Linked DNA regions of Homo sapiens: region 1 is linked to region 2. A link is a contact called in ENCODE Hi-C or POLR2A ChIA-PET data. All regions are on one chromosome and are shown on one strand. The core of a region is the stretch at or near the end of the contact, and the rest is flanking DNA. Distances in the headings are between cores, read along the strand shown.

Evidence for each region. A loop is a pair of places that touch in the nucleus more often than their neighbours do. ChIA-PET counts read pairs that join two places held with the same protein, here RNA polymerase II (POLR2A). Pooled maps may share reads with other maps.
Region 1: a pooled map shows a loop between it and region 2 (6-fold over the local background). The contact joins two enhancer-like sites. A Hi-C loop is called at or near these places in 3 of 168 maps with a recorded cell type or tissue (dorsolateral prefrontal cortex, heart left ventricle and heart right ventricle), 1 of 37 single-sample maps with no recorded cell type and 7 of 50 pooled maps. POLR2A ChIA-PET finds 5 or more read pairs at or near these places in 5 of 52 experiments (HCT116, PC-9, activated T-cell and 2 more).

What each region holds. Positions count from the first base shown.
Region 1 is chr12:32,658,307-32,662,166 of GRCh38, forward strand. No RefSeq gene overlaps it. Among named protein-coding and RNA genes, the nearest start is that of DNM1L, 19 kb to the right of the region's middle. Within about 2 kb of position 1,758, at least 3 of the 41 ENCODE cell types and tissues checked have a DNase peak (open chromatin) inside an H3K27ac peak, as active enhancers do.
Region 2 is chr12:32,584,662-32,588,277 of GRCh38, forward strand. All of the region lies in intron 4 of FGD4 (FYVE, RhoGEF and PH domain containing 4), which reads left to right. Among named protein-coding and RNA genes, the nearest start is that of DNM1L, 93 kb to the right of the region's middle. Within about 2 kb of position 1,895, at least 3 of the 41 ENCODE cell types and tissues checked have a DNase peak (open chromatin) inside an H3K27ac peak, as active enhancers do.

The sequences.
Region 1 (3,860 bases), core at 508-3,007, 74 kb after region 2:
CTCAGCCTCCCTAGTAGCTGGGACTACAGGCGCCCTCCACCACGCCTCGCTAATTTTTGTATTTTTAGTAGAGACGGGGTTTCACCGTTTTAGCCAGGACGGTCTCGATCTGATCTCGTGATCTGCCCGCCTCGGCCTCCCAAAGTGCTGGGATTACAGGCGTGAGCCACCGCGCCCGGCTAGGTGTCTCTTTATAAAATAGAGATCTGGCCGGGCGCGGTGGCTCACGCCTGTAATCTCAGCACTTTGGGAGGCCTAAGGCAGGTCAGGAGGTCAGGAGTTCAAGACCAGCCTGGCCAAGATGGTGAAACCCCGTCTCTACTAAAAATACAAAAAATTAGCCGGGCATGGTGGCGGGCGCCTGTAATCCCAGCTACTCGGGAGGCTGAGGCAGAGAACTGCTTAAACCTGAAGGGGCGGAGGTGGCAGTGAGCCGAGATCGCGCCATTGTACTCCCGACTGGACGACAAAGCAAGACTCCGTCTCAAAAAAATAAAATAAAATAGAGATCCGGGCCGGGCGCCATAGCTCACGCCTGTAATCCCAGCAGTTTGGGACGCCAAGGCGGGTGCATCACCTGAGGTCAGGAGTTCAAGACCAGCCTGGCCAACAAGGTGAAACCCTGTCTCTACTAAAAATATAAAAATTAGCCAGGCATGGTGGTGGGCACCTGTAATCCCAGCTACTCCAGAGGCTGAGGCACAAGAATCACTTGAACCCGGGAGGCAGAGGCTGCAGTGAACGGAGATTGTGCCACTGCCCTGCCTGGGCAACAAAGAGAGACTCCGTCTCAAAAAATAATAATAATAAAATAAAATAGAGATCCACTGTTTGTAGTCTGAGGTCCTATTAGTTTTATTTAAATTGTACCCTAAGCACTTCCCCTCCTTCCAAAACAGTTTTCACAGTAACAGCCAAAACCTGAGGGTTTAGTATCTGCTAGCCACTATTCTAGGAACTTTATAGAAATAATTTCATTCATATTCCATCACAGTTTTTCAGTGTAAGCATTGTAAATAATGCATCAAGAAACATCTTTGACTTGTTACTGAGAGTTCCATCTGTGATAAAGGGCAGATGTCATAGAAAACCCCTTTGGCAGGTGATTCAACTCGAAGGAGAGGGTGGGAGGAAGCAACATCTGAGAATCATGTGAGCTGTGTTTCGGAAATACACACATCTGTCCCACATCCTGCTGCCCTGTGGATTTGATATGCCTGAGGCTGCATGCTGGCAGGTGGGCTTGGGTGTATAATTTTCTCCCAAGTGATTCTCACTCATTCCATTTTTTTGCCTGTCCCTCATCCCCATTTTTAAAAATTATTTATTTATTTATTTATTTATTTATTTATTTATTTATTATTGAGATGAGTCTTGCTGTGTCACCAAGGCTGAGTGGCATGATCTCGGCTCACTGCAACCTCTGCCTCCCGGATTCAAGCAATTCTCCTGCCTCAGCCTCCCGAGTAGCTGCAACTACAGGGCTGTGCCACCATGCCCTGCTAATTTTTGTATTTTTAGTAGAGACAGGGTTTCGCCATGTTAGCTGGGCTGGTCTCGAACTACTGACCTCAGGTGATCCACCCACCTTGGCCTCCCAAAGTGCTGGGATTACAGGTGTGAGCCACCACACCCGGCCCCTGGTCCCCATTTTTATGAACCATTGTGATAAAGTTGAGGAAAGGCCATTAGTCTTAAGGGTTGCACTCAGGCGCAGTACCACAGCCCTGTGCAGCCAAGACTTCAGTGCTCTGCCTGCTCCCTGTGACAGCACACCCTCCTGCTGTCCACCCAGCTCCACAGGCTTCACTGAGAGGCTCTCAGGTAAGCCTCAGCCTGTTGTGGGCTGTCTAGACTGAAAGCAAAGATAGCTATCTGGCTGGAAAAGAGAAAGGAATTAAGAGATCCATAAAAAGGCTTTCTAAAACAGCCAAATGTTTATAAAGGAGAAAGGAAATTGGGAGCTGGCCAGGTCGTATTCCCGTTCTTTGCCTTCTCACACGACAGAGCAGTGTGGTTCCCAACCTGGTTTCCTACCTCCCCTTTCTTCCCCACCTGGGGACATGTGGCAAAGTCTGGAGACATTTTTGTTTGTCACAAACGGAGTGGTGATGGGGAGGTAGTGTTACTAGCATCTTGTGGGTAGAGGCCAGGGAAGCTGCTAAACATCCCAGGAGGCACAGTACAGCCCCCCAAACAATGATCTGGCCCAAAATGTCAATGGTGCCGAGGTTGGGAAGCCCCGCTCCAGAGCCTCCACTTCTCTGGCTACCCATTCCCCCACTCCCGCCACTCCTCAGACAGGGATGGAGGACAGCCAAGATTGTCAGCTGTGACTTTCTCTGCAACCCTGTCTTCTTTTCTCCTGTCCCCCTGTCCAGTGCTCTGCTTCCCTCAGGTCCAAGTGGAACGATGATGGCATCTGACCAGAAAGTTTCCTGGGCCCTGAGTAACTGCCTTAGATTCTTAGTATGTAGTGGGTGAATCTTTAGTAATAAGGTCCCTGGAGCAAAGTGATGCCTTATCTCTAGTATGAAATCTGGGAACTCACGGAGAGATAAAAATAGCCTCAATACCAGTGGACTGGGAACATGGTGCGTGATCTGCTGTTTGAAAATCCCTGTCCTTAAGTGGCCTTGCACCATGATTGCTAAACTTTTCCAGAGCCATCTCTATTTCTCTAGTGTAATTTAACATCTTTTTTGGCGGGGGCGGGGGTGAGTCAAGTTCATTCTTTTTTTTTTTTTTGAGACGGAGTCTCACTCTGTCACCCAGGCTGGAGTGCAGTGGCGCGATCTCGGCTCACTGCAACATCCGTCTCCCAGGTTCAAGCAATTCTCCAGCCTCAGCCTCCTGAGTAGCTGGGAATATAGGCACCCGCCACCGTGCCCGGCTAATTTTTGTATTTTTAGTAGAGACCGGGTTTTGCCACGCTGGCCAGGCTGGTCTCAAACTCCTGACCTCAGGTGATCCGCCCGCCTCGGCCTCCCAAAGTGCTGGGATTACAGGCATGAGCCACCGCGCCCAGTCAAGTTTATTATTCTTAACTTGACCCTATCTTTCCCACTTTTGACTCCAACACTGCTCAGAGCTGCCACACCTACCCCCATAACAGTTGTGCCACTGGGAAGTGAAGAGGGTGTATCACAAAGTCAGAAACTTTGGGAAAAACTAAGATTAGGTTGTACATCCTTCAAACAAGAAGACAAACTACAAGAAGGGCTCAATCACTGCACGCAGTGAGTGTGAGGAGGGCAATGTTCCCTTGATAGTGGCCAAATGTGTGAGTTCCTGGCTTCCTGGGCTCTGTCATGGCTCAAGGTTGGTAAGAAGGCCAGTGATGTTATGAGCAGGCTTCAATTTCTACAGGGTTGTGGGGCGTCATCCACCATATGAAGGGGCTGCAGCAGGTCAGAGATGTGCAATGCCCATCCAGATTGAGGTGCTGACGCCCTTGCCAGAGCTTGGGTTCAGACAGCTTTGGCCTCATCTTCCAGCTCATCTAGGAAATGCTCCTGGGACACCACGTAGAAGGTGTAACTATAAATAGCTAACACCAGGGCCTGATGCCTGGGCCGCTGTAGGAGTGACCTCGGCCACTGGGCAAGCTGCACCTGCCACATGAATTGCAATTGTGCAGAGTCAGTTTGCCCTGAGTCAGGTCAACGCACTGAGCAAATGGAGCCTTTCCTCTGTTAGCATCAGGAGGGACCAGCTCCTGATGCCATCGTCCTGCTCCTCCTCCCTTCGCTGTCTAACAACTCCTTAAGGTATTTCCTCAGCTTTGCCATTCCCTTGGGCCATGATTAAGAGCCTCCAGGCCAGGCGCGGTGGCTCACGCCTGTAATCCCAGCACTTTG
Region 2 (3,616 bases), core at 645-3,144:
GATATAGGTATATTCCCTTGTTAGCATAGCACACCAGATTATCAGCTGCTGCTTAAGCTGTCCAATGTGTTGAACTTCTAAGATATAATGGAATATTTTTAATTTCAATATGCAGACAACTGAAAAACTTTAATCTTCCTGGAAGTGGAAATAGATACTTACTTCAGAATAGTCTTAAATGTGTTTCATTTAAGCTGTGTTAGATTTGATGGGCATTTCCCAAATGCCCATAGGAGTGGGAAAATGAAGGGATAGGGAATGAAAGAAAGGAGAGCAGCCGGGTGCGGTGGCTCACACCTGTGTAATCCCAGCACTTTGGAAGGCCGAGGTGGGTGGATTGCTTGAGTCCAGGAGTTGGAGACCAACCTGAGCAACGTGGCAAAACCCCATCTCTACTAAAAATACAAAAAATTAGCTGGTGTGGTGTCATGCACCACCAGCTACTCAGGAGGCTGAGGTGGGAAGATCGCTTGAGCCTGGGAGGCAGAGGTTGCAGTGAGCTGAGATCCCACCACAGCGCTCCAGGCTAGGTGACAGAGTGAGACCCTGTCTCAAAAATTTTATATATATATATATATATATATATATATATATATGTATATCTTAAAGGCAACTTTTCTTTATTCACTTAGAACTGAACGGTGAACTCAGAAAATTCTTTTTTGTGGCTACTCAGTTTACTAGGTTCATAATATAAGAAAGAAAAATGTGAAAAAAATTGAACTGTTCAATTAAAAAATTCAGTGTGCCAGTCTCACTCTCCTGGGCACCAGCAACATAGAAATGGACTAGACAAGCCCTATCAACAAAGCCTCAGTCTGCTGAGGGGTGAGAGACATACACAAATTGACATAATATGATACAGTAAGTGCTTTGGAAATACAGATGACTGGGCCAGGTGCAGTGGCTCACACTTGCTATCCCAGCACTTTGGGAGGCTACGGCAGAGGATCTCTCGAGTCCAGGAGTTTGAGACCAACCTGGGCAACGGGCAAAACCCCATCTCTACAAAAAATTTAAAAGTTCGCTGGGTGCGGTGGCACTTGCCTGTAGTCCCAGCTACTCGGGAGGCTTAGGTGGGAGGATTGCTTGAACCCAGAAGGTCGAGGCAGCAGTGAGCTATGATCCTGCTACTTCACTCTCACCTGGGCCACAGAGCTGAGACCTTGTCTCAAAAAAAAAAAAAAAAAAAAAAAAAAGGGAAATGCAGATGAAGGAGCAGTTGTGCCCCAGGAGTACTAGTTGAGGGCCAGGCTGCTGAGAAGCAGTTGAAGTAGCCTTGAAGCAAGGATGGGAGATTGCTGGGTGAGATCAAAGATACGCTGGGATGGGGGTGAGTGAAAGTGTGAGCAATGAGTAGAGGCAAGATTGTAGATGCTGCATTTGGAGGAATATTTCTGACTGCATAATCAGAGGTCAGAATGGCTAGAGAAATTAATACAGAGGTACAAGGCTAGATTTAGAAGAGTAAGCTAAGAACAGACTGCAATGGGCTTTTGAATGCCTGTTAAGAATATACATATTTTTTTCCTGAAAACATTAGAGACTTTTAAAAGTTTGGAAGTTTAAAAAGTTTAAAAATCTTAAAAGGTTTTTAAAACCTTTTAAGTTGCTAAAAGTTTACAATTTTCATTGAAAAAGAAGAAAATTGGCAAAGCACAGAAAATACACACAAAAACCACACCCATAATTCTACCAGTGAGAATTGCTTAGATATTTGATATTCTAGCTTGTTTTTCTGAGCTGTTTGAAAAAACATACTTGATCGCATAATGTATGGTCACTCTGTATCCTGTTTTGTTGGGTTATACATAGGTATTTCCCCCATATGAATTCAAACTTTCCATAAGCCTAATATTATCTGGCCTCAGAAACAATTAAAGCATGGAAGTGACATGATGACACATGTGTGGGTTTTTGAAAAATGAGTCAGATGAAAGGGAAAACAGATGGAGCAGGGCACGTGGTTAGGAAGCAACTGTACTAGTCCAGGTGTGAGATGAAGGGGGCCTGGATGAAGCAGAGGGTGAGAGACAAGGAAGATTCTGAGGACCTTGTGGCTAGATGTGGGGGTTAAGTCAGGTTCAACTCCTAGGCTGGATGAATTGGCAGATGGCACATGAACTACAAGAGAATGGAAGGCAGAACCTATTTTGTGGGCAAAAAATAAATTACATTTTGCAATACTGAATTGAGGGGCTTCTTGGAAGTCCAGGTGTAGATGTCTTACAAAAATAGAATATTCTGGGCTGGGTGCAGTGGCTCACCCCTGTAATCCCAGCACTTTGGGAGGCCAAGGTAGGGGGATCACCTGAGGTCAGGAGTTCGAGACCAGCCTGGCCAGTATGGTGAAACCCCATCTCTACTAAAAATACAAAAATTAGCTGGGCGCAGTAGCAAGCACCTGTAGTCCCAGCTACTAGCAGGCTGAGGCAGGCGAATTGCTTGAATTCTGGATGTGGAGGTTGCAGTGAGCCTAGGTCGCACCATTGCACTCCAGCCTGGATGACAGGGTGAGACTCTCTCAAAAAAAAAAAAAAAAAAAAAAAAATTCTGGAAGCATTACGATTTATTGGTTTAGGCATGAAGGCTTTGGAATGAAAATACCTGAGTTCAAATCCCAGCCCCGTCACTTACTAGCTAGGTGACCACTGACACATCACTTTTTTTGTAATTAAAAAATTTTAATGGCTATTGCTTATTTTTTATTCTGTATTTATTTATTTATTTATTTATTTTGAGACAGGGTCTCGGTCTGTTGCCCAGGCTGCCAGGCTGGAGTGCGGTGACGCTATCTCGGCTCACTACAACCTCCACGTCCTAGGTTCAAGCAATTCTCCTGCCTCAGCCTCCTGAGTACCTGGGACTACAGGCATGCACCATCACGCCTGGCTAATTTTTGTATTTTTTGTAGAGATAGGTTTTCACCATGTTGCCCAGGCTGGTCTTGAACTCCTGAGCTCAAGTGATCCACCCGCCTCAGCCTCCCAAAGTGCTGACAGGTGTGAGCCACTGTGCCTGGCCAGACACATCACTTTAACAAACTCTCCAGGCCATGGCTTCCTGACATGTTGAAATCATTGAGATGACAGGAAGGAAAGTAATGGTGTGGGTTTGAGAGAAGGAAGTAGAGTTGCTAATTAGGTTAGTTTTGTACTCTTATACTAAGTTTATGGTTCCTGCAAAACATCCATTTGGAGATATTAATTAAGCAAGTGGAACTGTGGATCCAGAGCCCAGGAAAGAGGGTAAGAATGTTAAGAGGATGGTGCATGAGGGTGTGATTAACATTGCCAAAGCAGAATGTGTAGGAACAGGAAATGGGCCAAGAGTTGAGCCATGAAGCACAAACAATAGAAAAGGATGTTTAATAAATTGTCCAAGAGGAGAAAGAAGAGAGAACAGTGTTTTGGAACCACAGGGATGGAGGGGAATGGGGTAGGGGTGCAGGCATATTGGAAAGCTTTAAGGAAAAAAGCATGGTCAGCATTTAGAATATGGAACTAGGAGTTAACTTGGAGACCTAGCCTTTAGTAGGCCTTGATAGCTAACTAGCTGTATACTAGTATATAACTTGGTGAACTTGAGTAATTGAACAAAGTTGAGCAAATGTATA